Regions from separate parts of the Homo sapiens genome. Here region 2 is linked to region 1. A link is a loop called in an ENCODE intact Hi-C map of the cell type or tissue named here. Cell type or tissue: psoas muscle. All regions are shown on one strand. Links, peaks and the distances in the headings refer to the core of each region. The heading gives the core; the rest is flanking DNA. Region 1 has its middle 49 kb from the start of UQCRFS1-DT. Region 2 has its middle 91 kb from the start of UQCRFS1.

Region 1 (16,356 bases), core at 4,617-9,616:
ATGTGCTGTGGCCTCTGTTCCTGCACTTGTTCATTGGGAACGTGATCTTCAGGGGCTCCGATTCAACTCCCGTGATTCCCGGGCCACGACTGCAAACACTTTGTGTCAGCTGCTGGATTAAATCTTCCTCCTAAGAGAATGTTAAACTCTCTCATTCTCCATTACTTTAAGGTATTTTTAACTTCTCTACTTTGTTGCAGTTTTTCTTTGGCACTTTCTGGGTGTTTTTACTTTTTCTTTCTTTTTTTTGCCACTTTTTAAAGCACTTTCATTCAGGGTTTTCGTGAAGTCCTGAAGCAGTTTTTAAACTTTCAGCCTTGAAACTCTGTTCCCGTTGCAAGTGTGAGGGAAACACAATAAGACCCCATGTCGGGAGGGGCTGCCTGTGTGCCCCACAGTGGCCCTCCCTCCAGCACCTGTGGGGGAAGGCTCACCTTTTCCTCTTTGGTGCCTATTTTGAGAATTGTCACAGTAGCTAAAATAAGAATCCAGCGTATGCCGGGTGTGAGAGCTGGCAGCCACAGCGGGGGGGGGGGGGAAGGGGGGGCGGGTGAGGGAGATGGCAGACGGAGCCCCCTCCCACCAGCCTGACAGAGGGAGCCGCTGGCCCATAGGCCTGCAGGACAGAGCTCAGCTTTGACACGCCCCTTCCCACGCTCCACTTTGGCCGCCTGGTTGTCACCCCCGTCCCAGTGGACCCCAGAACAAGATCACACCTACACAGGTTTTTTCCAGGCCATAGGCCCCCCCGGTGAGGCCTCACCTCCTTCTCTGGACTTGGAGGGGAAGGCACCAACTGCTAGATGTCATCTCAGCAGCATCGAATGTCACAACGAATGTCCATTTCTGGGCCTCGGCAGTGGCTGTTCCCTCTGCGTGGGCTGCCGCTGCTCCAGATGCACCCAGTGCTACTCCTTTTCAGCAAATGGCTCTTCTCTGCTGGGGACCAAGCTGCAAAATCCCCCACCTCTCCCCCATGCCTCTTTTTTTTTTTTTTCATGGCACTTACCTTGTTCATTTTCTTTCTCTTCCATGACCGTGAGCAGAAACTCTTGTAGCCACTGCACCTCTAGCTGTAACTCAGCCTGAGCCTGGCACAAGGAGCAGCTGTTGGAGCAAAGAAGCCATCGCCAGTCCTCCGCGGAAGCTTCCCTGTAGCTTCCAGCTTCCAGTGGCGGGGAGCTCACCGCCTTGCAAGCCGCCCTCCCCCAGCTCCCGCGTATGCTGAATCCAGTCTGGAGCCCTCAAAGCAAGCCCAGAGCTGTCTCCCGTAGAGGGAACGCCTTTCCTGGAGAGCAGAGAGACTGCTGAGCCTGCCCTTAGAATGGCCCAATCCCAGAGGTCAAGTCCTGGGGCTCCCTGGAGCCTTCTGTTTCCTTTCCTGTGCTTTAGGAAAATGTATGCAGTGTCAGAGTGGCACTGCGATGTCTCCTCGCCCTTCCACACAGAGCCCCAAATCCAGCAGGCTCTCTGGGCTGAGTCCTGCCCTAGCAGGCTCGAGCATGAGGAAGCTGGGCGGAGGCAGAGTAGGTCTCCAGCCCGCCTCCGGACCCTCGGGCTGTACCCATGCAGATCTGCTCCATGGATGCCGGCCACCTCCCTGTCTAATGCCACTGTATATTCTGCACATATTCTCGCTGCTGACAAGGCCATCCATTTGCGTTCACAAAGACTGTTCGGCATTCTAGCAACTCATAGGAAGTGGGAGCACGTTCCCATCACGTGCACTGGGGCTTCGCGGAAATGCTTCTCTCCTGGCAATAAAAAGAAGAAAGAGGAGGAAATGACTATTTTCTGCAAACACAGAGAAAAACTGGCTGGCCAGGGTGCTCCAGTGCGCACCGTTTCCCACAGCTGCTCGCCCCACCTGGGAAGCTTTGCCCAGGTGGCCTTTTCTCCGGTCTCTATCAGAGGGGACTGAACCAGGGAAGTCGCCTCCCTGCAGGCAGATCTCGTGTTTAGAGAGGCAGATTTGTTCACCTGTTATGCAGGCTGGACGCCTCGCAGCCCCTCCATCCCTCTCTCGCCCTCTCTCTCCACGGGTCCCATCAGTCTGTCTCGGGGTCTGGGCCGCCCTCCCTGGAGCTGCCCACAGTCTCTCCTTCCCCATAGCCTCCCCCGCGGGCCTAGCCTCCGTACTTGCTTCATGACGCCTGCCACCGTTTCCTGAATGACCTCCCCGTTTCTGCACCCACCAGCCTCCCACCACTGTCCACACTGCAGCCAAGCTCTCCTGTGCCGGCTCCTGTCCCTCAAGCCCCGCGGTGTGGGTAGCCAAGGGAACTGCAGACATTCTGGATATTCTGTATCAGACGGCGCCCCTCTGCTGCCCACTCTCAGCCTCAGATGGAAACTCCTTCTGTGAACTTACACATCAACAACAACAAAAACCAGAAATAATCCCATTAAAAGGTGGGCGAAGGACATGAACAGAGATTTCTCAAAAGAAGACATACATGCGGCCAAGAAACATAGGAAAAAATGCTCATCAGCACGAATCGTCAGAGAAATGCAAATCAAAACCACAATGAGACACCATCTCACACCCATCAGAATGGCTATTATTAAAAAGTCAAAACATCACAGATGCTAGCGAGGCTGTGGAACAAAGGGAGTGCTTATACACTGTTGGTGAGAATGTAAATTAGTTCAGCCCCTGTGGAAAGCAGTTTGAAGATTTCTCGAAGAATGAAAAACCGAGCTACCATCCTACTCAGCAATACAATTGCTGCGTCTGTACCCCAAGGAAAATAAATCATTCTACCAAAAAGACGCCTGTACCTGTACGTTCATGGCAGCACTTTTCAAAATAGCAAAGACGCGGAATCAATCTAGGTGCCCACCAATGGTGGGCTAAGAAAAGTATGGTACATCTACACCATGTAATACTATGCAACTCTAAAAAATAATGAGGGCCAGGCGCGGTGGCTCATGCCTGTAATCCCAGCACTTTGGGAGTCCGAGGGGGGTGGATCACGAGGTCAGGAGATCGAGACCATCCTGGCTAACACAGTGAAACCCCGTCTCTACTAAAAATATAAAAAATTAGCCAAGCGTGGTGGCGGGCACCTGTAGTCCCAGCTACTTGGGAGGCTGAGGCAGGAGAACGGCTTGAACCTGGGAGGCAGAGCTTGCAGTGAGCCAAGATTGCACCACTGCACTCCAGCCTGGGCGACAGAGTGAGACTCTGTCTCAAATAATAATAATAATAATAATGAAATCATGTCCTTTGTAGCAACATGAATGCAGCTGGAGGTCATTCTCCAAAGTGAATTAACACAGTAGCAGAAAACCAAATACCACATGTTCTCACTTGTAAGTGGGAGCTAACACTGGGTACTCATGGACATAAAGATAAGAACATTAGACACTGGGGGCTGCTAGAGTGGGGAAGGAGGGAGGGAACAGGGTTGAAAAACCACCTGTCAGGTACTGTGTTCCCTATTTGGGTGACGGGTTCAACAGAAGCCCAAATCTCAGCATCAGGCAATACACCCATGGAACGCACCTGCATTTGGACCCCCTGAATCTAAAATTCAGGGGGCTGAATTTTAGAGAAGCTCATCCCATGGCTCACAGGCCCTACCTGTTCTAGCCTCTGCCTCTCTCTTCCCCCTTGTCACTCCACTCTTGTCACTCAGCTTCCTCTGCCTCCAGACCAAGCCAACCACATTCCTGCCACAGGGCCTTTGCGTGTGCTGTTCCCTTTACTTGGCTCACACTCTTCAGACTGTCCCTGGCTGACTTACTCATACAATTCCAGCACTGCTTGGCAATCTCCTCTTCAGGATGCCGCCCTGGCCACGCAGCCACTCTGGGTGTTCTTCTCAGCCCTTGTCACCAGCTGACATGCTCTGGATTGTAGGTGGCTGCCAGTTTATTGGTGTCTTGGCGTGTGTCTGCTGATCTCTGCATCCCTCTCACCAGGAAGAGTATTTGGCATGTGATATGGATCCACAGCCCACACAACCTCACAACCCAGAGAGGGATGCAGGGCACAGCCAGCCCTGGATTGCAGAACCATGGGCTCTGCTTTGTGAACTGCTCACCCCAGGGTGTGAACAGACCTGCATTTTCACACTAAAACAGGAGACCTGATTGTTTCTTGGGCACTTACTCAGTGGGCAGCATTTCCAAAGGTGACCCTGGAAGGAGGATGAGACCTGGGGGCTGGCAACAGCAGCAGTGGAGGGTCTGCTGACAGGCATAGGCCATGCTCTGTGTCATCTGGGGTGTGGCACCACGGGAGGAGCAGCGAGTTGACGGTGACAAATTCTCTGCCAGCATGGTTTCAAGGGATGCTGTGAGCTCCCAACCTGGAATGGCAAGCCAGTGGGACGTTTATTAATTGTGCTGTGCTGGAGGAGCAGGGAAATGGATTTGGATCCTGGGGAGGTGCAGTATTGACATTGGAGAGCCTCTTTTTGAAATGGATGGGTCATTTCTGAGGATGGAGGCAGAGCCCAGGAAACTTTAAGTGAAGAAGCTCAGACTCTTTGGGGCATGTGTCTGTTCAACACTTTCTCTGAGCATTGATTATGGGTCCGGCTTTGAACGAGATCTGTTAGGGGCTCAGAAAGGCGACACGGAGGGCCCTGCCCCAGACAGTGCACAATCTGGAGTGGTGCTGAGTCTGGCCTTGATCAGGAGTCACCCTGCAGAATAAGCAGCTGTGTGTTGGGGCCTTACATGAATGTGGACAGAGAGACAGCCTGGAATGTCCAACGCACATCCAGGAGGCAGAACACTAAGATGAGAGGTACCCTGTCCTTTGCACGCAGGCCAAGGTGGGAGATAAAATTCAGGACTTGCTCAAAAGTGGGAGCAACCCTTGCCCCCCGCATCTCTCTCCAGGCTCCAGGAGGAAGGAAGCCCCCATAGGAGATGAACCCCGAGGAGAGAGGAGGCCATGTTTCCTTCCAGTCAAGGAGAAGCGTTAGGAGTGGGGTGGGAGTGGTGCAGAGAGAAACTGGGAACATCCGTCCTCCAGAGACCCACATTCCAGTATGGACACATTCAGGAACACAACCCACACCATGTAATGTGGTCTTTCCCAGAGGCCCTGGGACCTTCTTTTCTTTTCTTTGGGACTCCATCCCTCCCCCAGAAGTCAACAAGAATGATGGTGGCAGAGCCACCTTACTCGGTAATGTGAGGCGATCATTGCACGCCACCACTGTCGACCCTTTGCACAGACAAATCACATCCACCCCAAGCTTGCGTGATTGTTTTTTAAATAGTGGTGACCGTGTTTAGCGAACACTTTTTATGACATCACATTGTTGACCTCAATCTGAGGAGATGGGGGAGCTAGCCCCATTTCACAGATGCAGCGCTGAGGTTCCGGGATGTGAGGTGAGGTGATCACAGGCTCACAGCCTGGGAAGCGCAGAGCCTGGGAAAGGCCCACATGGTCTAGCTGCAAGGTCTGTGCTCAGGGCCCCACAGCAGCTTGCAGATGGACAGAACTGGGCCTCATGGACAACATCAGAGGACTGCTTCAATGACAGCTGAGAGTGATTTGTAATATCATTAACTGCTTTGTTTAATTTGTCCCTGAAAACAATTTATCTCTTATCTAATTTAAATCTGTCACACCCTGTAGACATGTGAGGACTATTAAAAAACCCTTTCTTTACAGATAGTGGATGCCAAATGCTAGCCTAACCTTATCCATGCCATTGCACAAGCAATGGCAATTAACACCTGCTCACTCCCCTACAAGAAGGAACCCACCCACCGTTGCACTTCCCTGGTGATGCTAATCTCAGTCCCCTCTCCACTCCCAAGCATGTCCGTGTTGTTCTAATAATCTCAGCAATTGATGGTAAACTCATAGGCATGAATTCTGCCTCCACCACCAAGTTTCTCTAGATTTGACAATTGAACAGACCTCTCTTTTATGCCCTGTAAGATGAATGCATATTTATTTTTTTTGCTGTTAAGGGGTGAAAATGGGAACAAGGAACATTTTATTTGCCTGTGTGATGTGTTTCTCTGCATTCTGCAGTGAGCTTGTCTTTTCTTTCTTCCGCATATTAGACTGGGGGCCTTTGCTGTCAGTTCTATTTGATCCACTCCCTACATTGCTAGCCTGGTCTTGTCACATACATGCTACATAAATGAATAAATGATAAGCTTCTTTCAAGAATTTTGCCTTATTGAATTCTCTATTCTTAAGATTGATTTTATTTTAAAACCAAAATTTAGCAAAAAAAAAAAAAAAAAGAAAAAAGAAAAAGCAGCAGATCACTGGCTTAAATTAGCTTATTTTTAAGAATAGAATTGTCTTTTAGAATAATGCATGTAGACACAGCCAGTGTTAGAAGAATGATTAATTAATACAGGTGCAGGCACAAAGGCAGAAATTCCCTGGCTTGGAAGTCAAGACATGCAGCATCTGCATCCTCCGAGGAATTCCTCTGTGGCCTGCTGGAAGGGAGGGGACCTTCTGCCCTGCATCAATGAGATAATGAGTGATTGCATCGGCTCAGCGTCTCAGGATGCAGCACGCCTCTGTCAAAAGATTCTCCTTCCAGAGTGGAATTTCCAAGGGAATACAAACGGTGCATTTACTGAATCAAAAGGCATAGGAAGGGAGAGTTGAAAGGTTGGGTGTGGAACATCTAGATATTTAGGCAGTCCCTCGGAAAGAAAAAGGAGATTTGGAATGGGATTAGCCTGGAGGGCATCATTGACTAGCAGTGGTGCCTTGGGCAAATTCTTTGTCTGTTTCCTCATCTGGAAAATGGGGATAATGATGTCCATGAAGATTAGGGAGCTCTCCCAGGCTGCAGCGGGACCACGAACCTGAATTCCACTTTCAGCCAGCAGGGGGTGTCTGGTGCTTACTTCCCCAACCAAAGGGTGTTTCTCAAACCTGATTCTATAGCTCACAAGGACCTGGAGTTGACACTTAAGGTGACAGCTGCCCCTTCCTTCACCCTGGAGGGGTTTGGGGTGATGCTGTGGTTGCTATTCTTATCACTGGTGAGCAGGAGGGAGGAGTGAAGTGTGAAGTCAGCTGGGCTCCAGGCAGTGTCAGGGGGAGGGGAAACCATCATTTGGTGGCAACTGCAGCCTTGGCAGTAGGGGAAGAAGAGGTCCCAGGAACCAATCACAGCCTGAACCAGCTGCTCTTCATCCCAGTTGGCATGAGAATGCCCAGCTGAGCCAGGGAGGTATTTAGAGACAGGATTACACATGACGTGCAGAAAGGAGAACCAAGGGCAGAAATGAACCTCTAGCTGTCCTTGTCTTTCCCCAGGAAGCCTCCCTTTTCTCTCTGGTTCTGGAACTAAAGCCATTTTCCTGGGTGATTGTGGGGCTTGAGATATCCTCTGGGCACAGAGCAGTGGACTGGAACCATGTCCTTGCCAAAGTGTGTCCAGAGAGGGGCACGGGGCAGAGCCCCGGATTGCAGAACCGTGGGCTCTGCTCTGTGGACTGCTCACCCCACAGTGTGAACAGATGCTGCACTTTCACACTAAAAGAGGAGACCCAACTGTTTCTTGGGTGCTTACGCAGTGGACAGGATTTCCCACTGAGGTGTCCACATGCATAGCTTCTTCTGGCCCTCCTGTGGCTTTGAGCATGCAGGAGTCATGTCATGACCACTCTGCAGTTGAGCATCTTGAGTCTTACAGGATGAATTGTCTGAGTGGAGGAGAACTTTGGGTTCATGCTCACCCACCTTGGAAGAATTTAACTCCACGCCTGTCTCACTCCGTGACTCTGGAAAAGTTATTTGAGTTATATTCCATCCTCCTGTGTCCTGATCTGTCAGCTAAGAAAACGAAATAGGACTTAGTGAGTGAATGAATGGCAGTGGCTACTACATTCTCAGTGCTAGAAAGGTGCAGGAGAAAGGTCACTTTCCATTCTTTCTATCCTTAGATTTGTGCACGTACACACATTCACACACACCAAGTTTGAGATCGTTTTGCAATTAAAAAACAAGGGAAGGCCATTTTGCATCCCTGAGCCTCAATTTCCTCATCGGGAAACTGGGGATGATAATCTAAACAATAATAATTAATAATAGTAATGGTGACAGTTTCATATTCAGCACCTTCTCAGCACCAGGTATTAAGTGTTTTACATACATTATTATGTTGTGATAATTAAATGAGGTAATGCACATAGAAGTACTTAGTACAGTGTCTGGAACACAATAAACACTCCATAAATGTTAGCTAATGTGGTGATTTCTGTATTCAGTGTGGATGATGTCATTGGCTGGTGTCTCATTCTTGGCCTCTGTTAGACACACACTAATGTACACACACAACTACACACCACTAGGGTTTAAACATCTTTTTATACTGTTTTATCAAACGATTTTATTCTTTTACTACCCAGATGAGAGTCCCTTGAGGGTAAAGGATAAATAACCTCCCAAAGTGTTTTTGCTTCTTCTTGTTGTTTTGAAACAGAGTCTCTCTCTGTTGTCCAGGCTGGAGTGCAGTGGCACAATCTCGGCTCACTTCAACCTCCACCTCCCAGGTTCAAGCGATTCTCCTGCCTCAGCCTCCCGAGTAACTGAGACTACAGGCATGCACCATAACGGCCAGCTAACTTTTATATTTTTAGCAGAGACAGCATTTCACCATGTTGGTCAGGCTGGTCTCGAACTGTTGAGCTCAGGTGATCTGCCCTCCTCGGCCACCCAAAGTGCTAGGATTACAGGTGTGAGCCACTGCACCCAGTCTTTTTCTTATTTTTCTCTACTTTTTTTTTTTTTTTTTTTTTTTTTGAGACAGAGTTTCACTCTTGTTGCCCAGGCTGAAGTGCAATGGCATGATCTCGGCTCACTGCAACCTCTGCCTCCCGGGTTCAAGCGATTCTCCTGCCTCACCCTCCCAAGTAGCTGGGATTATAGGTATGCGCCACCACGCCTGGCTAATTTTGTATTTTTAGTAGAGACGGGCTTTCTCCATGTTGGTCAGGCTGGTCTCGAGCTCCGGACCTCAGGTGATCAGATTATCTGCCTGCCTCGGCCTCCAAAGTGCTGGGATTACAGGCATGAGCCACCATGCCTGGCGTTTTTTCTACTTTTAGGATTCATCTCAATGAAAGGCCAAAGCATACACACTGCAAGTTCTTTGCCCCTGCATGCAGCCTCTGCTAAACGTGTATAACCTGGTGTCTTCTAGAGCTTGCTACCCCTAAAGAGTTTTTGAAAACATGACAGAGAGTGACACTGCTTGTCAGCTGCAAGTGCTGTCATGGCCTACTGCCTACTGATTGGTTGTTCTTCCACTCTTTGCTAAGCAGTGAGGAGACACAGTCTCTCCCCAGGTATCCTAAAAGCTGATACTCACCTTGGCTGCCTCCCAATCTGCTCACAGAATGGAAAATGCAGCCGGAGTGTCAAGCTGCTGACCACACAGATGGCATTGAGATGTTGCATTTGTGAGACTCTGGAACCACCCAGAGCCCCAGCTTATGGGGACCCAAGGGAGATTACATGCGAAGAGGGACACCCCTTATTAGTGTGAGTTATTGCATTAAAATCTGCCATTGCTGTGGCTACTAAAATGGATGGTGTAAGGATATCACACCAATTGATAAGTCAGTTAAAAAGGTGGTCAAAGAATTGTGTCTGAGTAAAGAATGCATGGACACAATAAAAGTGGTAACAGCAAAAACAAAAACTAATAAGCAAATTTAAAAAGTATTACCAGCTAATATTAGTGAACATTTACTACTCACAGGTGCCCTGTCGACACTGTTTCAGAGACCATAGATAGATGGGTGTTATTATTACCCCCAACCAGCAGGGGGGGACACAGTGCTGTAGAGAGGGAAGGTGCTGATGTTCAACCGCCAATCAGCACCACTTGCCTGTGTTGCACAACAAACAAGGCAATGGAGTTGGCATCTGAGCCCCAACAGTGCGATTTCAGAGACAAAGAGCTGCCCATTGTCCAGTGGGAAGCAAACTTGCCAATGCCTGGGCCTAGTAGGCACACACACACACAAAAACTAAATGATTTTGAATGAATGAATGAATGAGTGTTGCTGGTGGGCAGGCATTTTGTCTTCTTCAGTCTGTCTCCCCAGTGCCCAGCATATAGTTGGCTCTCAAAAAGATCTCTGTGCTCAGCCCCAACTCCCTCCATGAGCAGCCCCATGGGGTCCTCACTAGCTTCCTGAGTGCTGTCTACTTCTCCAGCACAGAGACCTGTCTGGGCTGGACACGAGGGTCGGGTCTGCTCCCAGGGCTACTCAGATTGTGTGACAGCAGGCTTGACGCTGAGCAGGCCAAAGGGCACACAGTTGCAAAAGCCAGATGGTTGTTTCTAAATCCAATTCCCTCCTGCTGCCAACCTGCTCTGAAATACAATCCATCACTCACCATGATAGATGTCTTTGAACTTGGGAACTCAACTCTTGAGAAGCAGAGGAGGGAAATTGAATACCAACCCTCCCTGCTCCCCCCAGAGAGGTTCTGTTGTTGCTGGAGGTGGTGACAGCTTGGAAAATGGTGTCACAGCTCAAATTAGTGCTGAGCAGGCATGGGGCACTGGTGTCTTCAGGGACGGCTGCTCCCACGCAAGGCTGAGACAACCTGGGACCCAGTCACCCACATCGCCATCAGCATTCCCACAGCCCTGGCTTTGGTTTGGAAATCAGACATTTCCAAGGGCATCCTGGACTAGGGGAGAGAGAACCTGCAAGTCAAGAATGGCACAATAGAAACTACAAGGGGACCTCTCTTTATGTTCCGGTTGTAAATACGTACTCATATTAAAAATGTTTGTATGTAAATTGAATTCTTATAGCACTATTTTTCTTATTATTACAGTAATGGAGGTTTGATTAGTTACAATTCTTCTTGTATCAACTAATAGAAGCACTCAAGTGAGCCCAAGCAAAAAAGATAACAAACAAAACAAAACAAAACAAAACAGAATGGATGGTTTCTAGGAGAGGGAATTCTAAGGTGAGGACGTGTTTGAGCTAAGCAGGCCTTGGAACAGGAGAGCCCTGTGGTCTAGCCTGCTGCTTTCTGCATTTGCCCTGCTCCCCTCCCACTGGTGCAAGACATTCCACTTTCTTAGCCCCTTCTCCCTCCACTAGGAGGAGCCAGCTAACTTCCCACCTTAGCTAGCCACCTGCAGAGGATCTGATTTGCCCAGGAAGGGCAAGGTGTCTGCTGCTTCTCCAGTTAGCTGTGTCCAGGGAGGATGGGGTATAAAAGGGCTGCCTTGGAGGGACTCCTCCCTGTGAATCCGTATGGTGGTTTCTGGAGAGGCGGATGGTGGCTGATTGGCTGGACAGATGTACTCATAGGAGTTCATGACAATTTTTGCTCTTTGCAAGGATTTAGGAAAATATCAGAAAGTGAAAGAAGAAAATGAAGCACTGCATTTCCTTCACTGCTTGTAGTCACGTTCTAAGATTTATTCAACCTTTTCTGTAATTTTTCTTCAGTGGTCAATGGTGAATCTTTCAGTTTCACTACCTCACAACAACTCTGTGAGCTTATTTATCCAGCTGGATTTTCTTAAGCACTTACTGTGCACCATTTGGGGGACAAGATACTGCAGAGAACAAGACAGACAAAGCTCCTGCTCTCATTGAGCTTATAAACTACGGAGAGGGTGAATCACAAGTAATGAAACAGCTAGATTATTTTACAAAGCAATAAGCACTGTGAAGAAAATGAAACAAAGAAATGAAGAGAGAGCCTGGGGATGGAGGGTGACCACAGATGGAGAGGTCAGGGGAGGCCTTGCTGAGGAAGGTGCCATGAATGTCAGAAATCATGCGGCCCTGTGCAGGGAAGAGCATCGCAGGCCAAAGGGCAACGTGCAGCCTGAACCAGCAGAACCACTGGGGACAATAAAGGAATGGGTGAGAGTCCAGGTGGCAGAGTCACAGTGAGAGAGACACAGAGTATTCTGAGACGAACCTGCAAAGATGGAAATGGGATGTGTTTGTGAAGATTTGAGCAGAGAAGTGACCTGACTCCATTGACCTTTTCAAAAGTTATGTCCAATTCCTTCACCAACCTGGGTCTTACCCCAGAAGCACCAGGGGAGCATTATAAAAAATACCTAGGCTTTATCTACCCAGACATTAAATATTAAATCAAAATATTTAGGAGTAGAGTTTGAAACTGTGTGTTTTTATTCATTTATATTTATTCAAGTTTAAAATAAACTTTATTGTACATTTTAAGTTTTAACAAACACTCCCCTGTGACCACTTCCCCCCAACTGAGATGTAGCATATTTTAATCACCCCCAAAATTCTCTTTTTTTGCAGACAATCTCACCCTCCATTCTTGGCCTCAAGCAAACACTGGGATGCTTGGAGTCACTGCAGATTAGCGTGCCTGCTCCAGAATTTCATGTAAATGGCATCAATTAGTCTGCACTCCTTGTGTCTGGCTTTTTTCACTGAGCACAATTATTTTGAGACTTTTTATTGCTGGATAACACTCCATTATATGGCCATGCCACAGCTTCTTCATCTGTTCACACTGATGGATGCTCACTTCAGTGTCAAGTTTCGCAGAAATGAAAGTGTTAGGAACATTCACACACAAGTGTTTGTATGAAAACATCTATGTTTTCATTTCTTTTTTTTTTTTTTAAGATGGAGTCTCACTCTGTTGCCCAGGCTGGAGTGCAATAGCACGATCTCGGCTCACTGTAACTTCCACCTCCCAGGTTCAAGCCATTCTCCTGCCTCAGCTTCCAAATTAGCTGGGATTACAGGCACCTGCCACCACGCCCGGCTAATTTTTGTATTTTTAGTAGAGACAGGGTTTCACCATGCCGGCCAGGTTTCACCACGCCCGGCCCTATGTTTTCATTTCTATTGGATAAATATTTAACAGTGAAATCATGGGTTTACATGAAACGTGTATGTCTTTTTCATGTGTGTTTAATTTTTAAAGAAACTGTCCATCTGTTTTCCAAAGTGATTGCACTGTTTTACATCCCACCAGCTGTGGCTTAGATTTCCAGTTGCTCCACATTCTCCAGACAGTGAATACTTTCACATTTCAGACATTCTAGCATATATAGTTATTTAATGAGTAATATTGGTCTTTCCCTGAAGTTTCTCTGTCTGGCTTTGGTATCAGAAATATGTGATACCGGTCAGGCATGGTGGCTCACACCTGTAATCCCAGCACTTTGGGAGGCAGAGGTGGGCAGATCGCTTGAGGTCAGGAGTTTGAGACCAGCCTGGCCAACATGGTGAAACCCCGTCTCTACTAAAAATACAAAAATTAGCTGGGCGTGGTGGTGCACACCTGTGAGCCCAGCTACTCGGAAGGCTGCAGCAGGAGAATTGCTAGAACCTGGGAGGTGAAGTTTGCAGTGAGCCGAGATCGTGCCACTGCACTCCAGCCTGGGTGACAGACTGAGACTCCATTTCAAAAAAAAAAAAAAAAAAAAAAAAAAACGTGATACCAAATATCTGACTCTAGTTTCATGAAGCTGGGTCAGAGTGCCATTTCTACTCTTCTGTTTTCTAGAAGAGTGAGCATAGAGGTGTACAGTTGGCATTATTTCTTCTTAAATGTTTGATTAAATGCACACGTAGAGCCATCAGGCTCTGAGCCCCCTCTCCTGTAAAGCCCTGGCAGCTGGTTTCTCCCTATAGCTACTCTCTATCATCTACCCATTCACATACCTTTTGCTGAGTCTCTCCTATGCACCAGGCCCTGGCCTGGGTGCCAAGGATTCTAACCCTGCTTTTCAAGGCTGAGGCTTGCTGTGAGCTGCTCTGCCCCTCCCAGGGCCAGGAGGGCACTGGGTGGGATCATAGGAGCTGGGTTCACTGGATCACAGCTGGTTTCTGTTGATTTGTCATTTTCATTCTTCACGAAGGCAGCCTGGCATGGTGGATCTTCTCCAAAGAGATGAATTGATTATGAAGTTAATGAAGCATCAGACCCTCTCATCTGCTGGCAGCTTGGGACTTCAGCAGAGCTTTGGGTGGGGAGGAGGGCCAGGGCGCTATCATAAAATGTGTCTGCAAAAGTATTTCTGGCAAATTGCCTAAAGAAATCTGAAAAGGGGCCTGAATGTCTAAGCCTCTAATATTTGTTGTGATTTATGTTCTCATAATAGAAATTCATTTTCATACAAAATTTAGTATTTATAATATTATACTCTTTTTCTTAAACTGGATCCCCAGATTGTATAAGATTCATGCCTTGCAAACCTGGATCTCCCTGCGCTGACTCTACTTAGGTCACCCTTGCTAAACAGAGAGCCAGCCCTCAAAATGGCCCTTCCCGTCCTCCTCCCTTTGCCTAACCTGAATAGCCCGCAGCCCCAGGCCCAGCCCTTAGCTTCACAGCGAGCTCAGCGTATTCAGTTCTGTGGGTAGCAGGTGCTCAGTTAACCTTAACACAGATGTTTCTTCTGAACTTCCCAATTAACTGAGGAGGGGATGAAGGAAGGATAGAACGTGGCCTGCCCTTATGAGCTGACCCAAGGATGGTGAGTGTATTAGTCTGTTCTTGCATTGCTATCAAGAAATATCTGATGCCGGGCGCAGTGGCTCAGGCCTATAATCCTAGCACTTTGGAAGGCCAAGGCAGGTGAATCACTTGAGGTCAAGAGTTCAAAACCAGCCTGGCCAACATGGTGAAACCCAATCTCCACTAAAAATACAAAAAAATTAGCCAGGCATGGTGATGGGCACTTGTAATCCCAGCTACTGGGGAGGCTGAGGCAGAAGAATCGTTTGAACCCGGGAGGCAGAGGTTGCAGTGAGCCGAGATCTTGTCACTGCACTCCAGCCTGCGCAACAGAATGAAAATGTATCTCAAAAAAAAAAAAAAAAAAAAAAAGGGTGGGGGTGGGGAGGGGCGTTCCAAGATGGCTGAATAGGAACAGCTCCGGTCTGCAGTTCCTAGTGTGATCGATGCAGAAGATGGGTGATTTCTGCATTTCCAACTGAGGTACCTTGTTCTTCTCATTGGGACTGGTTGGACAGTGGGTGCAGCCCATGGAGGGTGAGCTGAAGCATGCTGGGGTGTCACCTCACCCAGGAAGCACAAGGGGTTGGTGGATTTCCCTTTCCTAGCCAAGGGAAGCTGTGACAGACTACCTTGAAAAACACGACACGCCCGCCCAAATACTGCACTTTTCCCAAGGTCTTAGCAACCGGCAGACAAGGAGATTATCTCGGGAAGTCCCACGCCCATAGAGCCTTCCTCACTGCTAGCCTGGCAGTCTGAGATCGAACTGCAAGGCGGCAGCCTGGTTGGGGAGGGGCATCTGCCATTGCTGAGACTTGAGTAGGTAAACAAAGTGGCTGGGAAGCTCAAACTGGGAGGAGCCCACCGCAGCTCAACAAGGCCTACTGCCTCTAGATGCTACCTCTGTGGGAAGGGCATAGCTGAACAAAAGAAGACAGACAACTTCTGCAGACTTAAACATCCCTGTCTGACAGCTCTGAAGAGAGTAGTGGTTCTTCCAGCACAGCATTTGATTTCTGAGAACAGACAGACTGCCTCCTCAAGTGGGTCCCTGACCCCCATGTAGCCTAACTGGGAGACACCTCCCAGTAGGGGCCGACAGATACCCAGGCAAACAGGGTCTGGAGTGTACCTCCAGCAAACTCCAACAGACCTGCAGCTGAGAAACTTGACTGTTAGAAGGAAGCATCAACATCAACAAAAGGTCATCTACACCAAAACCCCATCTGTAGGTCACCAACATCAAAGACCAAAGGTAGATAAAAACACAAAGATGGAGAGAAACCAGAGCAGAAAAGCTGAAAATTCTAAAAATCAGAGCACCTCTTCTCCTGCAAAGGATCACAGCTCCTCACCAGCAATGGAACAAAGCTGGACGGAGAATGACTTTGATGAGTTGACAAAAGTAGGCTTCAGAAGGTCAGTAATAACAAACTTCTCCAAGCTAAAGGAGGATGTTCAAACCCATTGCAAGGAAGCCAAAAACCTTGAAAAAAGATTAGACGAATGGCTAACTAGAATAAACAGTGTAGAGAAGAACTTAAATGACCTGATGGAGCTGAAAACCATGGCACAAGAACTTCATGACACATGCACAAGCTTCAATACCCAATTCGATCAAGTGGAAGAAAGGGTATCAGTGATTGAAGATCAAATTAATGAAATAAAGTGAGAAGACAAGGTTAGAGAAAAAAGAGTAAAAAGAAACAAACAAAGCCTCCAAAAAATATGGGATTATGTGAAAAGACCGAATCTATGTTTGATTGGTGTACCTGAAAGTGATGGGGAGAATGGAACTAAGCTGGAAAACACTCTTCAGGATACTATCCAGGAGAACTTCCTCAACCTAGCAAGGCAAGCCAACATTCAAATTCAGGAAATACAGAGAACACCACAAAGAT
Region 2 (16,356 bases), core at 7,493-12,492, 140 kb after region 1:
TGCCCCTCAAATCTACCTGTGTGTGCATCCTGTTCTCTGGGTGAGCTTCTGGAGGAACAAAAGCTAAGATGCTCCTTGCGTTAGTTTCCTGAGCCTGTCATAACAAAGTGGCAAATACTGGTGGCCCAAAACAGCTGTAACAGATGGTCTCCCAGGCCTGGAGGTAGAAGTCTGAATTCAAAAGGTTGGCCATCTCTCTGCTGGCTCTAGGGGAGAATCCCTCCTTGCCTCTTACAGCTTCTGGTGTTGCCGGCAGTCCTTGGCATTTCTGGGTCACAGGGCCATCCCCTGTGTGTCTTCACATCATCTTCCCAAGGACATCCTCCTCCTGCTTGTCCTCACATCACCTTCCCATGGCCATCTCCCCCTCTATTTCCTCATGTGGTCTTCTCATGGACGCCTTCCCCCTGAGTGGCCTCATGTCATCTTCCTGTGGCCCTGCATGTCTTCACATCATCTTCCCATGGACTTCCTCCCCCGTGTGTCTTTACATCATCTCTTCCCATGGAAGTCATCCCCTTGCGTGTTCTCACATCATCTTTCCATGACTGTCTCCCCCTCTATTTCCTCACGTGATCTTCTCATGGACGTCTTCCCCCTGTGTGGCCTCATGTAGTCTTCCTGTGGCCATCCCCCAACGCATGTCTTCACATCATCTTCCCATGGACGTCCTCCCCCTGTGTGTCTTTACATCATCTTCCCATGGATGTCATCCCCTGTGTGTTCTCACGTCATCTTCCCGTGGATGTCCTCCCACTGTGTGTCCTCATGTGGTCTTCCCATGGCCATCCCCACTGCTGCGTGTCCTCACATATCTTCCCATGGCCATCTCCCCATATGTGTCTTCAAATCGTCTTCACGTGGCTGTCCTCCCCCTGCACGTCCTCACATGGTCTTCTCATGGCCGTCTTCCCGCTGTGGGTCTTCATGTCCTCTTCCTGTGGCCATCGTCCCTGTGTGTGTTCTAACATCATCTTCCCTGGCTGTCCTCCCACTGCATGTCATCACATTGTCTTCCCATGGACGTGTTCCCCGTTTTTCCTCACGTGGTCTTCTCATGGACATCTTCCCCCTGCAGGGCCTCACATCATATCTTCCTTTGGCAATCCTCCCCCTGCATATCTTGACATCATCTTCCCATGGATGTCCTCCCCCTGCATGTCCTCATGTCATCTTCCCACGGACGTCCTTCCTCTGTGTGTCCTCATGTCATCTTCCCATGGACGTCCTCTGCCTGCGTGTCCTCATGTCATCTTCCCATGGACGTCCTCCGCCACGTGCCCTCATGTCATCTTCCCATGGATGTCCTCCCCCTGTGTGTCCTTATGTCATCTTCCCGCAGACATCCTCCCCTTGTGTGTCCTCATGTGGTCTTCCCATGGCCATGCCCCCACCCCCGTGTGTCCTCACATCATCTTCCTGTGGCCATCTCCCCTGCATGTCTTCAAATCGTCTTCACATGGCTGTCTCCTCCTGCATGTCTTCACGTGGTCTTCCCGTGGCCATCCTCCCCCTCCATGTCTTTATATCCTCTTCCTGTGGCCATCGTCCCTGTGTGTGTTCTCATGTCCTCTTCCTGTGGCTGTCCTCCCCCATGTATCCTCACATCATCTTCCCGTGGCCATCTTCCCCGTGTGTCCTCATATCATATTCCTTTGGCCATCTTCCCCCACATGTCCTCATGTCCTCTTCACATGGTTGTTCTCCCCGTGTGTCCTCACGTCATCTTCCCATGGCCATCATCCCCTGCATGTCCTCGTGCCTTCTTCCTGTGCCTGCGCTCCCCCTGCATGTCCTCATGTCCTCTTCCCATGGCCATCTGCCCCCTGCGTGTCCTCATGTCATCTTCCCATGGCCATCCTCCCACTGTGAGTCCTCACATCATCTCCCTGTGGCTGTCCTCCCCCTGCATGTCCTTGTGTTGTCTTCCCATGGCCTTCCTCCCTTGCGTGTCCTTGTGTTCTCTTCCCTCTGTATGTGTCTATCTGTGGGTCCACGTTTCTCCTTTTTATATGGATATTGGACTAGGGCCCACCCTAATGACTTCATTTTAACTTATCTCTGTAAAGACTCTGTTCCAAATCAGATCACATCAGGAGGCACTGGGGTGAGGACTTCCACATGTCTTTAGTGGGGGATGCAGCTCAACCCTCCGCTTTCCCCTTGCTCTTCCGCAGCTGGAAGGTGCTTCTGCATTTCCTCATCCTGGGCACAGCTCTGTCCCTGGGTTCCACACTGTCACAGCCACCCTTCCAGACCTCTGAGCACATAGCAAATGCTCCTCCGCAGGCCCGCCCTGCCTGCCTGGTGTTGTGGTGGGAGTGCTAAGCCCACAGTGGCACTATGGAAATACTTGGTGCATGAGGCTGTAAAACCTCAATAAACCAAAATGCTCAGGGAATGAATTATTTTAGATTAATTTTGGAATCAACTTGGGCTTCCAAATAATTATTTTTATTTTAACACTTTCAGCATTATTTCTGGAAAAGACAAGTCTACCTTTCTGCCTCAGGAAATCTAGTTTGTTAAATAAAACGGAACTGTCCTTGGATTTTGAAGACCAGCAGCGACTGAGTATTTTAGCTCTGAGCATGGCTCCACCCCATGCAAGAGGCAGCTGCAGAAGCTGGTGACCACCTGGGAGGTGTCTGTGGGGCAGAGGCAGCCCCCAGGAGGGATGTTCCAGGCCTTGCGAACCCAGCACTGCTCCCTATCAGCCGTTACTTTCTCCTAAATGTCAAATTCAGAGAAAAATAATTCTGGTGACCTGAAGTTCATGGGACCTTGGGGCACTAGGTTTATGGGGACAGTGATGGGTAGCTCCCAGGATGTCATCCCATAGTAAATTTTGAGAGCAGATAGTTCTATTTTTAGAGTGTAGATCTCACAGTTCTTTGCTGGATTCCTAAAGTGTATCTATCAGCCCATGCTTCCTGAGTGCCTGTCTGGTGGAAGGACATTTCTGTGTGGTGCTTGGTGATAACAGAGAAAGAGAGGCACCTCCTGGGTCCAGCCCAGCATGGCATCGTGGCCCTGCATACATGAACACTCACACTCGATCCTTGGAAATTGTAATGACAAAAAGAGAAAAGAAATAAAACCAGTGGTTTTTCTCCTTAAGAGATTTGACTAAAAGTGTAGACATTTTTCACCTCCTCACAGACCTCCCTTGGGGTTCTGGAGCAGGGAAGCCTCCTGGAGCACATTTGGACAACTCCCACTGGGATGACTCTTAGGTAGGGCATTGGGGTTGAGCTCCCTTATTATTATTACTTGCTCTGTGTGCGATGCAGTCACATTCAACCCTGCAAAGACCCCAAGGGGCAGATGTTACTCTCTGGCTCCAGCTATAAGGAGACTGAAGCCCAGCGAGGTTCTAAGTGTGCTTGATATCCCAGGGAGAGTGATGGTGGAGCTGAACTCAGTGCAGCCTGATGGACTCGCAGGATGGTCCCCTTATTCCCCAGCTGAATATGTTCACTGCTCAATTCAGGCAGCCATCCACCCAGGGTGCTGGACCCAAATGCAAAACACTGATTTGAATTCCACAAATGATGTCTTCAACAGAAAGCCAATTTCAGGAGTCCATGGCTACCAGCAGAGAGCACACGAATCAAGAAGGAACGCCAGAATCTGTAACTCAGAAACTTCCACCCCCGACACTTCCTCATCTTGGGGAATATAAATGACTTCTGGAAAACAGTGTCTTCTCTGTGCCTCTCCTTCTATCGCCTGGTGCTCTGCCTTGGATAAATAATTTACTCTCCAGCAAAGAGAACCAAATTTGATTTATAAGCCATAGTCCAGATATATAAGACAAACTTTCAAAAAATCTGCCTATATAAATCCTAGCCGTCCCAGGGGTGTTTATCATTTTATGTATATGGAGAAAAGGGAAACAGAGGTTTAAGTCTTTTTAATCTGCATTCGTTGGAAAGTGCTTTTGAACTACCGGCATTCAGGGTCCCACAGGGAAGCAGGAATAGCTCTGAGCTACAAATAGTCATGTTTCCTTCAGAATTTTCCGCCTCTGTGCATTTCTTTTGGTCTGTCTTATGCCTCACTCCCACTGGCCCCAAACCTTCCTTAGTTTTTTCTAATTCATCCTTCAAGGCCTGGGTTAGATGCCACCCCTGTGTCACGCCTGGGCCTTTCAAACTCAAGTTCTGCCCCTCCTCTTCTTGCCACCCTCTTCCTTTTCCTATGTCCTGCATTCTAACCTGGCCCTCCCCAGGCAGGGGGTTTCAGGCCATGCAGCACTCTACAGTGTGTCCACAGAAGGTTGCATGTCCATCTCCAGATGGCTCATCTAGGAGGTCTGGCACCACTGGGGACTCCCACTTACCTGCTGAGGTGAGAATTGCATGGCAGGCAAGAGAAAGAATGGGCATTGTTCTAGGGCTCATCTTTCTAGGTGAGGAGCAGGGCAGGGATGAACCAGGACTGTGGAAATAAACAAAAGCTTTTTATTCTGTGCTTGCTATAGCAGTGGATGATATGGTTTGGCTGTGTCCTCCTTCAAATCTCATCTTGAATTCCCATGTGTTGTAGGAGGGATCTGGTGGGAGGTAAATGAATCATGCGGGGAGGTCTTTCCCATGCTGTTCTCGTGATAGTGAATGATTCTCAAGAGACCTGATTGTTTTAAAAAGTTTCCCTGCACAAGCTCTCTTCTCTTGTCTGCTACAATGTGAGATGTGTCTTTCACCCTCCACCATGATTGTGAGGCCTCCTCAGCCATGTGGAACTGTAAGTCCATTAAACCTTTTTCTTTTGTAAATTGCCCAGTCTCAAGTATGTCTTTATCAGCAGCATGAAAACAGACTAATACAGTAAATTCATACCAGTAGAATGGGGCATTGCTGAAAAGATACCCAAAAATGTGGAATTGGCTTTGGAACTGGGTAACAGGCAGAGGTTGAAACAGTTTGGAGGACTCAGATGAAGACAGGAAAATGTGGGAAAGTTTGGAACTTCCTAGAGACTTGCATGGCTTTGACAAAAAATGCTGGTAGTGATATGAACAATAAGGTCCAGGCTGAGGTGGTCTCAGATGGAGATGAGGAACTTGTTGGAAATTGGAGCAAAGGTGACTCTTGTTATGTTTTAGCAGAGACTTGCAGCATTTTGCCTCTGCCCTAGAGATTTGTGGGACTTTGAACCTGAGAGAGAAGATTTAGGGTATCTGGAGGAAGAAATTTCTAAGCATCAAAGCATTCAAGAGGTGACTTAGGTGCTGTTAAAAGCATTCAGTTTTAAAAGGGAAACAGTGAAACGGTTCAGAAAATTTGCAGCTTGACGATGCAGTAGAAAAGAAAAACCCATTTTCTGAGGAGACATTCAAGCTGGCTGCAGAAATTTGCATACATAACAGTTTGCCAAATGTTAATCACCAAGACAATGGGGAAAATGTCTCCAGGGTATGTCAGAGACTTTTGTGGCAGCCCCTCCCATCACAGGTCCAGAGGTGAAGGTGTAGGAGGAAAAGCTGGTTTAGTGGGTTGGGCACAGGGTCCCCATGCTGTGTGCAGTCTAGGGACTTGGTGCCCTCCGTCCCAGCTGCTCCAGTTGTGACGAAAAGGGGCCAAGGTACAGCTCAGGCCATGGCTTCAGTGAGTGCAAGCCCCAAGCCTTAGCAGCTTCCATGTGGTTGGTGTTGAGCCTGTGGGTACACAGAAGTCAAGAATTGAGGTTTGGGAACCTCTCCCTTGATTTCAGAGGATGTATAAAAACATCTGGATATCCAGGCAGAAGTTTGCTGTAGGGGTGAGGCCCTCATAGAGAACTTCTGCTAGGGCAGTGTGGAAGAGAAATGTGGGGTCAGAGCCCCCAGACAGAGTCCCTACTGGGGCACTGCTTAGTGGGGCTCTGAGAAGAGGGCCACTGTCCTCCAAACCCCAGAATGGTAGATCCAGTGACAGCTCACACCATTCGCCTGGAAAAGCTGCAGACACTCAACAGCAGCCTGTGAAAGCCGCCAGGTGAGAGGCTGTGCCCTACAAAGCTACAAAGGAAGAGCTGCCTAAGACCATGGGAACCCACCTCTTGCATCAGCATGACCTGGATGTGAGACATGGAGTCAAAAGAGATCATTTTGGAGCTTTAAGATTTGACTGCCCCACTAGATTTCAGACTTGCATGGGGCCTGAGCCTTTCTTTTGGCAAATTTATCCCATTTGGAATGGCTGTCTTTACCCAATGCCTGTACCCTCATTATATCTAGGAAGTAACTAAATTGCTTTTGATTTTACAGGCTCACAGGCAGAAGGGACTTGCCTTGTCTCAGATAAGACTTTGGGCTATGGACTTTTGAGTTAATGCTGAAATGAATTAAGACTTTGGGGGACTGTTGGGAAGGCATGATTGGATTTGAAATGTGAGGACATGAGATTTGGGAGGGGCCAGAGATGGAATGATATGGTTTGGCTGTGTCCCCACCCAAATCTCATCTTGAATTTCCATGTGTTGTGGAAGGGACCTGGTGGGAGGTAATTGAATCATGGGGGCAGGTCTTTCCCGTGCTGCTCTCCTTATAGTGAATAAGTCTCATGAGATCTGATGGTTTTAAAAAGGTGAGTTTCCGGCCAGGTGCGGTGGCTCACACCTGTAATCCCAGCACTTTGGGAGGCCAAGATGGGTGGATCACGAGGTCAGGGGATCGAGACCATCCTGGCTAACACAGTGAAACCCCGTCTCTACTAAAATACAAAAAATTAGCAGGGCATGGTGGTGGGTGCCTGTAGTTCCAGCTATTCAGGAGACTGAGGCAGGAGAATGGCATGAACCCGGGAGGTGGAGCTTGCAGTAAGCCGAGATGGCACCACTGCACTCCAACCTGGGAGACAGAGTGAGACTCTGTCTCAAAAAAATAAATAAATAATTTTAAAAAGGTGAGTTTCCCTGCACAAGTTCTCTTCTCTTGTCTGCTGCCATGTGAGATGTGCCTTTCACCTTCTGCCATGATTGTGAGGCCTCCCCAGCCATGTGGAACTGTAAGTCCATTAAACCTTGTTCTTTTGTAAGTTGCCCAGTTTTGGGTATGTCTTTAATTAGCAGTGTGAAAATGGACTAATACAGGGGAGTTGGCCACCTTGACCAGCACTCACCTGCCAGCATTGTCCTTTGGGCTTTACCTACCCTCACTGATCTTCACAGTCACTCAGTAGTACACGGACTGCTCTGTTTTTCAAGGCACACAGAGGCAAATAAAACACAGAGGCAAATAAAACACAGGGAGGACTGAGGCTTTCAACGGTGAATGGAAAGATGATGGAGCAGGCGGCAGGAGTGGCTGGTGGTAGAGTGAGGGTGCTTGTTTCAGGTGCCATGAGACTGGCAGAAGGCCCTTACTTCTTTCCCTGCTCTCCCTCAGGCCTCAGCTCTGTTCCTCCCCAACAAAGCACAACTAGAAGGAGGCAGTTGCTCATCTTCTCCACAAGTGATTGAGATTTCATACTAACATAACAGTTGGGATCACAGTGCAAAGATACACAAGGAAGTTGACTGAAAGCAAGGTGCAGACATGCGGAAGAGACAGGCAAGGGTCATGTATTTTACATGCATGCCACCCCACCTATGCTCCCCAGGAAGGAGGGCTACTCCTGCCTGTCCTCACATTTTTGCCCTGAGATTGGGACTGACCCCTTGGCTGTGATCACAGGTCCTGGCAGCCTTCTTCTCCAGAAGGAGAGGGGACAGAGACGTATAAGAGGAGAAAGGCGCAAAGAAGACATCGGCTCCCACCAGGTCCCACTGCAGCAGCCAGGGGCCCAGCCGTGTAGATGTAGGAGACAGCAGTCCTGTCTCCTGGTGGGGGGTGGGTGTGAACAGATGGGAGCTAATGAGGCTGCCTGTTCTGGTAGGGAATGCACCAGCTCCCAGCCCCCTGGTAAGGTTCCCAGGGATAGCTATTCCCAGCGTTTTGTAGAGCTGGGTAGACAAAGCTGTCAGTCTCCATCTCCACCCAGCACTGTGTTCCTTCCCTATGACCATGTTTTCACTCATAGGGTGTTCCTAAAGCACTAAGGACAGGCAGAAACACCTGGCATGGCCTGTGCTCCTAAGGAACACCTGTGTCCACTGCAAGAGAAACTCTAGGACTTGCAGAGCAGGAGAGGGAATGGTAGACTCCTGTGGCTGGCTAGATAGGGGTGGAGACTGCTGCAGGACATGCCTGATCTCAACTCCATTCTCCCACAAAGAACAACTTGCAGAATAAGGGCCAAGTGCAGGCCCCTGCAGTGAGCCCCTTAGGCAGCAGGGGGCAGCCCAGGGAATGGAAATGTCACTGTTAATGATGGGCAAAGCTCATCCTCCGGCCACTCCTCCTCATGTTCCCCGTGCAGTGCCATTGCTTTCCAGCCTTTGGGTGACCTGAAGCCCTTGTCTGTATGTTTGCTGACTTGTTTACAGTCTGTCTTCCCATAAGCAGCAGGAGGGCAGGGTTTTTGTCAGCCATGCCTGGAGTTATCCCACAGCCCGCCAGACTAATCCCACAAGTAAGGTTTGTGGAATGATCTAAGTGATGTGTGGGTGCACTGTGGACTTTGACTGCCTGCCACTGTTCACAAAGAGTCAGTGACTTGGCTTTAGAAAAATCAACCTCCAGGCTAGGTGCTTGGCTCAGTCTACACCCAGCCCTGACCTGTCCTCTCAGAATCTGAGCAGCTCATATAGCTGCCCTGGGCCCTGTCTGACCAGATCCGTGGTGGTCACCTGACTTTCCCCCGATTAGGGAAGGAGACCAAATGTCTGGAGAATGGAAAAGCATGACCCCAGGTAGCTTCCTTTTCTGATCTCAGCTTTACCTTGCCCATCTATAAACAGAGTGGCTGGCCAAGACGATTGCATAGCTCTTCCCATCTCTGACATCCTACAAATACTCAATCCCATGTTGGAAGGGCATACCATTTGCCAGAGTCCGCTAACCAGAGCTGCCACCTGGGCGCTCTGCTCACTGCGGTCAGCTGAACAAATGTGCTGACATTTCACTCCTCAGCAGGCTATGAAACTCTTCACTTGTGCCCAAGTTCTTGTTAGGTAGCAAGGCTACCTAGGCCTGTTCCAATAATGAGAATCTGTTCTGCTTGAGCCCACGGAACACAGCTCCACTCTCTGCTGCCACTTGGCCATCTCCAGTGCTTGGCCCAATGTGACCCTTCTGCTTGGGCCATTCTCATGGGCAGCCAGGTACAAATTCTGGTCTCTGCCTCACTGGCTTCTCTGAATTTAGGCTGGCCCCCGAGTCTGCCTGCAGCTCTCCTGCAGCCTGGCTACTCACAAAGGTCAGTCCCTTCCTTGCGAGGGGGTCTGAGTGTCCTCCCCAACTTGGAAGGAGGGGCTCATAGACTGTTTCCCTGGGCTGGCAGAAAGGCAATTAAAGCATTGTTTGCTAGCTGTGCGGTTTGCACACCTCTTCTCCAAGAGGAAACAAATATTTTGAGGAGATGACTTCACAGGGAAGGCACGTTGCTCGGGAGGTCTGTTTTCCAGACTCCTCGAGGTGAAGGCAGAGTGCAGGGGAAAGGCCAACACCATCATATTAATAATGGATGCTGCGCTGCCTGGAGGCCTGCTGTCATCTGTGCCTGTGCTTTGCAGAAGTCCAATTAGGGCTGAATTATAGTAATCAATAGAGCAGCAGGATTTAGATCCAAACAAAGAACACATGGCCCTACTCCACCAAGGGGAATTGATGAGCAGGAGATGCACTGGCGTAATTGGAGGCTGTGCTTGCAGGCGAGGCTGCAGGCTCTCCCAGGTCTGGTACAACTTCAACGGCACGTTCCCTATTGACAGAAATCCAGCGGGCCCTGTGTAAACCAGAGCGCTCAAGCCTTCCCTCCAGGGGGAGTTGGGAAGGCAGTGTCTGGTTGAAAGCACACCTGTGCAATAGGAGGAGTGTGGCCTTGGAATCAGACACCCAGGGCTCAAGAGTCCGGCTGGGGGACATCAGCCCATAGGTTTACCTTTCTGAGCTTCATGGTCGTCACATGCAAAACACCCACTCTCAGGACTATCGTGAGATTTCAGCAATTGCCTTGAAACTGTCCCAGCCCCTGGTGCATGGGGGCCACCTGGATGCTCTCCTTTCCACCTCTTCTTCACAATAACACCATGCACAGTGCACCTCCATGCCTCTGGTCCTGCTGTCCCTCTTTCAATTGTCCTCCCTTCCTTGTGCTTGCCTGTAGAACTCTTATCCATTGGTCAACACGAGCTCAAGCCCTCTCCTCCAGACTGCCTACCCGGGTTACCCCAGCCAGGCATGGACCGAGCTCCTCCAGGGCTCCTGTGTGTACACACAGAACATTCCCACTCCCTCCCTTTTAGATAGTGTCCATTTCTTGTTCTCACACCTGGTCTCAGTGGACAGAGCCTGTGACACCATGGACAGCTCAGCCCTGCAAGTTTTCTGCCCTCCGGTGGTCAGAAGGAAAAAGAGGGCTTCCCAAGGCCCCGTGCAGTTCCCAGCAGTAAGAGTGAAGAGCCGATGAACCTGGCTTCCAGAGTGGGACCTGGGTCCTGGCGGTCCACCTCATGGCCATCAGCACCCGTGTCTCACTGGCTCACGCAGGGCAACCTGGTAACAGTGTGCCTGTCTCCCCCACTGCTGGGAACCATATAGCACCTTCGTGAGGGCTGGAGGGGTCATAGCCCTGATGGATGCTCCTTATGTGTGTGTGGCCTGAATCATGATGTTTCTGAAACATCAGGGAAGATGAAACAGAGAAAATTGAATTAGGGTAAAAGAAGTAAGAACAGGACAGGGTAGGGAGACTGAAGGTTTCCATTAGACATTGAATGATCTGAATGCTATTGAATAGGTAAGAGTAACAAATGTATTGGAAATGAGCATGGCAGAGCTGAAGTCTTGCTTCAAATGGGCATACAAATTGTTTCACTGGAACCTGCTGTTATATTTACCTCATTAGGAACAAAGTGGAACCCTCAATGTGATTCTGTGCAAGCCGGGACACAAGCTTTTGTTAGGCAAGCAGCCTCAGAGTTGGAATTCTCAGAACTGGAAGCAGGAGACCCGGGCCACACCTGCCAGCTTAGCAGGGGCCATGCAGTGCCCTCGGCCATGACGCACTTCTCCTAATGGCCCCGTAAGGGAGATACTCTTATTATCTCATTCTACAGATCAGAAAGAGGAGGCCCAGAGAAAGGATGGGATTTACCCAGAGCAGCCCAGATACTCTCTCCATCACTTCCTGGTAGCAGCAACACCTGAACCATCGGTCACAGAGGACACAGGTGCTGGGACCTTGTTCATAATCTCAGCTTCTGTTGCTTTGCCTTGGAGGCATCTGTCATTTAAACATTATTTTAAGGAGTCAAATCACAAAACTCTCTTTTAATTCAAGTCAGCAGGTATTTACCCAGTACCAACCATGTGCCCCAAAGCCATTTAGACTGTGACTGTCCCCTGCTTCAAGTCTATCCTTCCAGGATAGACTTATGGCCAGGACTAACCTCCGGTCCCCAGGAGCCTGGATTCTCCTGCAAACACAGAGCTTCTGCAATCAGACCCACTCTGATGCTCACTGCTTTCCTAATCATTGGTGTGAAACCACCTCCTTTCACTTCCAGGAGACAGAACACCCAGTGACCCCTGGCTCTGACCACAGGGTTGGCTTAATCCCTCAGAACAGGCCCCACATTCCATTAGCAGAATGGCTCCAGGAGCACAGAGGGCATCATCTTTGAAAGCCGAAAACACTCAGCTGCCTGACACTGGTACTTCCAAAACTAACAGATATCCTCTTTCACCCGGAGCTAAGGCAGCCCTCAGAGCATCACACAGCACACAGCATAGACCCTGATCCCTAATGGGCTGGGAGACAGCCAAAGCCAACAAAAACAACCCCCTCCCTTTCCCCCAACGCGGACTGCTCCTAAGCTGGAGAGAAGCTCGGGTGCTCTGTCCACATCACACTTCCACTGATACACCCAGGTGTAAGGCCCAGCAGATCAGCTTGGCCTCTTAGCCCCGTGTGTTGCTCTCTTAACTGTCTCTTCATTTTCACCCCCCTGCACTGTTCTCCATAGTCTGCTGGCAGAATGCTCATGCTAACTTCCCATGAACTGGAGGGAGGAGAGAGGGAGAGAGGATGATGGATGAGTCGGGGGTGGGTAGATGGAGAAATACGCAATCAAACTCTGATATGAGTCTTCCTGACTCGTGTGGTCCAGTCCCTATAGAGACACACCATCTGGGCTAAAAATAAAAAAGAGTAGTAGTAATAATAATAACTTAAAGTCTTGAACTTCTCCCAAAAGTGATTAAAAGGAACCCAACCTATAACACACACACACACACACACACACACACTTGTCCTCTATCTCTTCTCCTCCACATCTCCCACAACCCCTGACCCACCAGGGCCTCCATCTCACAACCTCTAAAGGGGAACCTCTCCCTCTACTGCCCCAGCCACCAGCCCTCTCCTTCCCACTCCTATTTTATGCTCACGTGTTTTCTCTCCCTAGGTCCTACTGCTCTGAACCTGTTTTCTCCCATCAAGGCCCAGGTCTTAGCCAAAGAGAGGGAAGGAGAGGAGGTGGAGAGGCACAGATAGCAGGTGTCTATCCATACAGGAAGTGGAGAGGAGTGCGCACCAGTCCAGTGCCCCACCAGGTCCCGTAACTCACCTAGCAGTGAAGAGCCTGCACTCACACCATGGGATCTGCACATCACCACAGCCTCCAAGCCATACAGCCTCCAGCAGCTGTTAAATCTTGGCAAGGAGTGGGCAGCAACCCCTGCCCTTCAGCGCCTTGGGGTTAAAGAAGTGAACATATGGAATACTTAGCACAGTGCTTGACACAGAGCAAATGTGTCCCATCATTTAGGATTGTTCATCGCCCTCTCATTTGACGGATGGGAAGGTTCCCATTAGATACTGATATAAGGTCTTAGATTAGAGGGGAAGGAAAAGCAGAGTTTAGTTAAACACCTTTCCCTTCACCACATTGCCACCAGGTAGGCAACAAATCATCAAATACTGTATTAGTCTGTTCTCATGCTGCTATGAAGAAATAACCAAGACTGGGTAATTTATAAAGGAAAGAGGTTGAATTGACTCACAGTTCTGCATGGCTCGGGGAGCCTCAGGAAACTTACAATCATGGCAGAAGCACCTCTTCACAGGGCGGCAGGAGAGAGAATGAGAGCCAAGTGAAGGGGGAAACCCTTTATAAAACCATCAGATCTCATGTAAACTCACTTTCATGAGAACAGCGTGGAGATAACTGCACCCACGATTCGATTATCTCCACCTGGTCCCTCCCACAACATGTGGGGATTATGGGAACTACAATTCAAGATGAGATTTGGGTGGGGACAGAGCCAAACCATATCACATACCTTCTTTCAGTGATAGGGAACTCACTGTCCACCCATGAGTCCTGAAGAAACAGAAAAGAGCAAGAGAGAAGAGTAGAGCCTTTGAGGAAGGGACATTCTCCAGATGAGAGGAGGATAAAGTGCTGTGTCATTTTCTCCCCAAAGGAAGTGTATTAATCAGGAATCACAGAGAAAAACTGTAGAAAATCAACTGGGATTGCTTTAAACTAAAAAGGACATATATTGTCCCTCTTAACTAAAAAGTCCAAGAAAGGGCTTTCAGGCAAGGCTGGATCCAGGGTCTCCAAGGAGGTCATCATTACATTCAGCATTACAGGAATCTTATGTTCACCATCTGCTGATTCTATTATCCTGTGTTGACTCCATTTCAAGCTCAATTCCCTCTTGTCAGAGCCAGCAGCTCCAAGTTCATATCCTAGCCATTTAATAATCCCGATTAAGGAAAGTCACCTTGCCCAGGGCAGTCAGCTGTCCTGCAAATGAACCCGTAATTGTTCTGGCTGAGGGGTCTTGGGTCACTTGCTGCCTCTGAGCCAATCACTGTGTCCTGGAGAATGAAGTGCAGCTTGGCCAGGCCTGCATTCTGCACCCACACCCACATCCAGAAGGTTGGTCAGCCTCTCACGCTCTATACAAGCTGACAGAAAAAAATAGTATCTTATTTCCAAAAGGTGGGAATAATGGATGCTGGGCAGGAAAAAGCAATGGAAATCCACTGAGAGAGAAGAACATTTAGGGTGAGAGTTGTTTCAACTGCACAGGGACCCTCTGCCCCTCCCTGTCCTCCCCCAGGATGCCTGTCCTGCAGCACTGTGTTAAAATGAAGACCACTGGCCAGGCATGGTGGCTCACGCCTGTAATCCCAGCACTCTGGGAGGCCGAGGCGGGTGGATCACGAGGTCAGGAGATCGAGATCATCCTGGTTAACACGGTGAAACCCCGTCTCTACTAAAAATACAAAAAAGTAGCGGGGCGTGGTGGCAGGCACCTATAGTCCCAGCTACTCGGGAGGCTGAGGCAGGAGAATGGCGTGAACCCAGGAGGCGGAGCTTGCAGTGAGCCGAGATCACACCACTGCACTCCAGCCTGGGCGACAGAGCAAGACTCGGTCTCCAAAAAAAAAAAAAAAATGAAGACCACCCACGGGAAAGAAGCAGCACCCACATCTGTGCCGTGCCCTCTCGAGGACTGACAGGGAGCCAGCAGTGAGGGCAGGGGGCAGGGGAAGGGCCTATGATCATCCCCTTCTTGGCAAAGGGGTTTGATCCTCCTCCCCCTGCCCCAGGCCAATGGGATGGCTGCCTTCCTGGACTCTGGGGCACATACTGTCCACACTGCCCACCGGCCTCACTCCACTGCCCTGGGAACTCTGTGATCCATGCAAGAGCCTGCACCCTCCTTGGCTTGTCTGATGTTTTCTTCATGGCATGGCCTTCATCCAGCCCAATCTTGTGGCAGGGCACAAAGTAGGTGCCCCCACTCCCTCCTCTTATGAAGGTTCACAGCCAGGGGGTAGAATATGGGGGGCAGGAATGCTCCAGTGGGTGGGTGGGTGGAGTCATGCCACAGGGTGAGTGGAGGCCCCATGCTGAGAGCACCTCTCTGGGCTTGGAGGTAGCTGGAAATTGCCCTGAAGCACTGGGCATGGGCCCTTTTCCCAGATAGCAGAAAGATGTTAGGGCAGAATGCAGAATGGCCCTACGACCCTGGAGGCAACAGAGAGAGGGAGAGGGTGAAGAAGCAGGAGAGGAAGGAAGGGAGAGGACTGTGAGCTCAGGTCCCGAAAACTCCATAGTAGAGAAAGCTTGCTCTAAAGGTGGCATTAGAGTTCTATATCCTAGGGAATCTTGGAGTCAATTCCACTTTAAGCCTAAGATTTTGCATAAAGCAAACTATTATTCCTTTTCTTTTTTTTGTAAACCTTTCCTGTGTAAACCTTCTTAGAATGGCATAAATATCTTCATTCAGTAAACACACAGATCTTTGAGTAATTAAGGCCCTGTGTGAGTGCTGGTCCTTGACTGCCTCATCTTTGGCAATACTTTGGAGTGTACTTAGAAACACCACACTGCAAGGCTGGGAGAGATTACTTGGAGTAAAAATCTGATCCAGAGAGAACTCCCTACTCGTGACCTTTGCTCAGCGTTCAGGGTCTGGGCAAAGGCTCCCTGGCCATTGTGACCTGGAGAGCAATGGCTCTTTCCCAGCCTTACAGGGGATGGCACATACAGCTTATCTGTTGACTCTTGAAGAAGCTGTGACACAGCACCATTTTTCTAAAGCGAAAAAAGTATGGAAACTTTTCTAATGATCATTAGACACACAGTGCTGGAGTCAGAATGCCAGGGTCCACCCCAGCTTCATCACCTCCTAGAGTGAGTCCCAGCCCCCCCGCCCCCTAGAGCGAGCCCCAACCCCACTGCCCCCTAGAGCAAGCCCCAGCCCCATCACCTCCTAGAGCGAGCCCCAGCCCCATCACCTCCTAGAGCGAGCCCCAGCCCCGCCGCCCCCTACAGCGAGCCCCAGCCCTGCTGCCCCCTAGAGCGAGCCCCAGCCCCATCACCTTCTAGAGCCAGCCCCAGCCCCGCCGCCCCCTACAGCGAGCCCCAGCCCCATCACCTCCTAGAGCCAGGCCCAGCCCCACCACCCCCTAGAGCGAACTTCAGCCCCACCACCTCCTAGAACCAGCCTCAACCCTACTGCCCCATAGAGTGAGCCCCAGCCCTGCTGCCACCTAGAGTAAACTCCAGCCCCACAGCCTCCTAGAGTGAGCCCCAGCCCCCCTGCCCCCTAGAGCGAACTCCAGCCTCACCACCTCCTACAGCCAGCCCCAGCCCCACTGCCTCGTACAGCGAGCCCCAGCTCTGCTGTCCCCTTAGAGCGAGCCCCAGCTCCACCACTTCCCAGAGTGAAACTGACCCCGCATGGTTCCCATCATCCCTGTGCAATGGGGATGATAAGGGAGCTTCAGTTGCAGAGCTGCA

Evidence for each region. Hi-C counts contacts between places; a loop is a spot of excess contacts. Peaks named below come from ENCODE experiments on the same cell type or tissue, not always from the same donor. Only the 100,000 strongest peaks of a DNase experiment are listed, where the experiment ranks them.
Region 2: it touches region 1 in a loop (15-fold over the local background); 12 of 110 quality-filtered maps call a loop at or near these places.

The regions. Positions count from the first base shown.
Region 1 is chr19:29,254,114-29,270,469 of GRCh38, reverse strand. No RefSeq gene overlaps it. Among named protein-coding and RNA genes, the nearest start is that of UQCRFS1-DT, 49 kb to the right of the region's middle. In psoas muscle, for the core only: a CTCF peak has its summit at 6,812 (motif pointing right); a DNase peak (open chromatin) is centred at 6,849; H3K27ac peaks cover 429 bases.
Region 2 is chr19:29,113,839-29,130,194 of GRCh38, reverse strand. No RefSeq gene overlaps it. Among named protein-coding and RNA genes, the nearest start is that of UQCRFS1, 91 kb to the left of the region's middle. In psoas muscle, for the core only: CTCF peaks have their summits at 8,223 (motif pointing right) and 10,437 (motif pointing left); no DNase peak of the experiment used is centred there.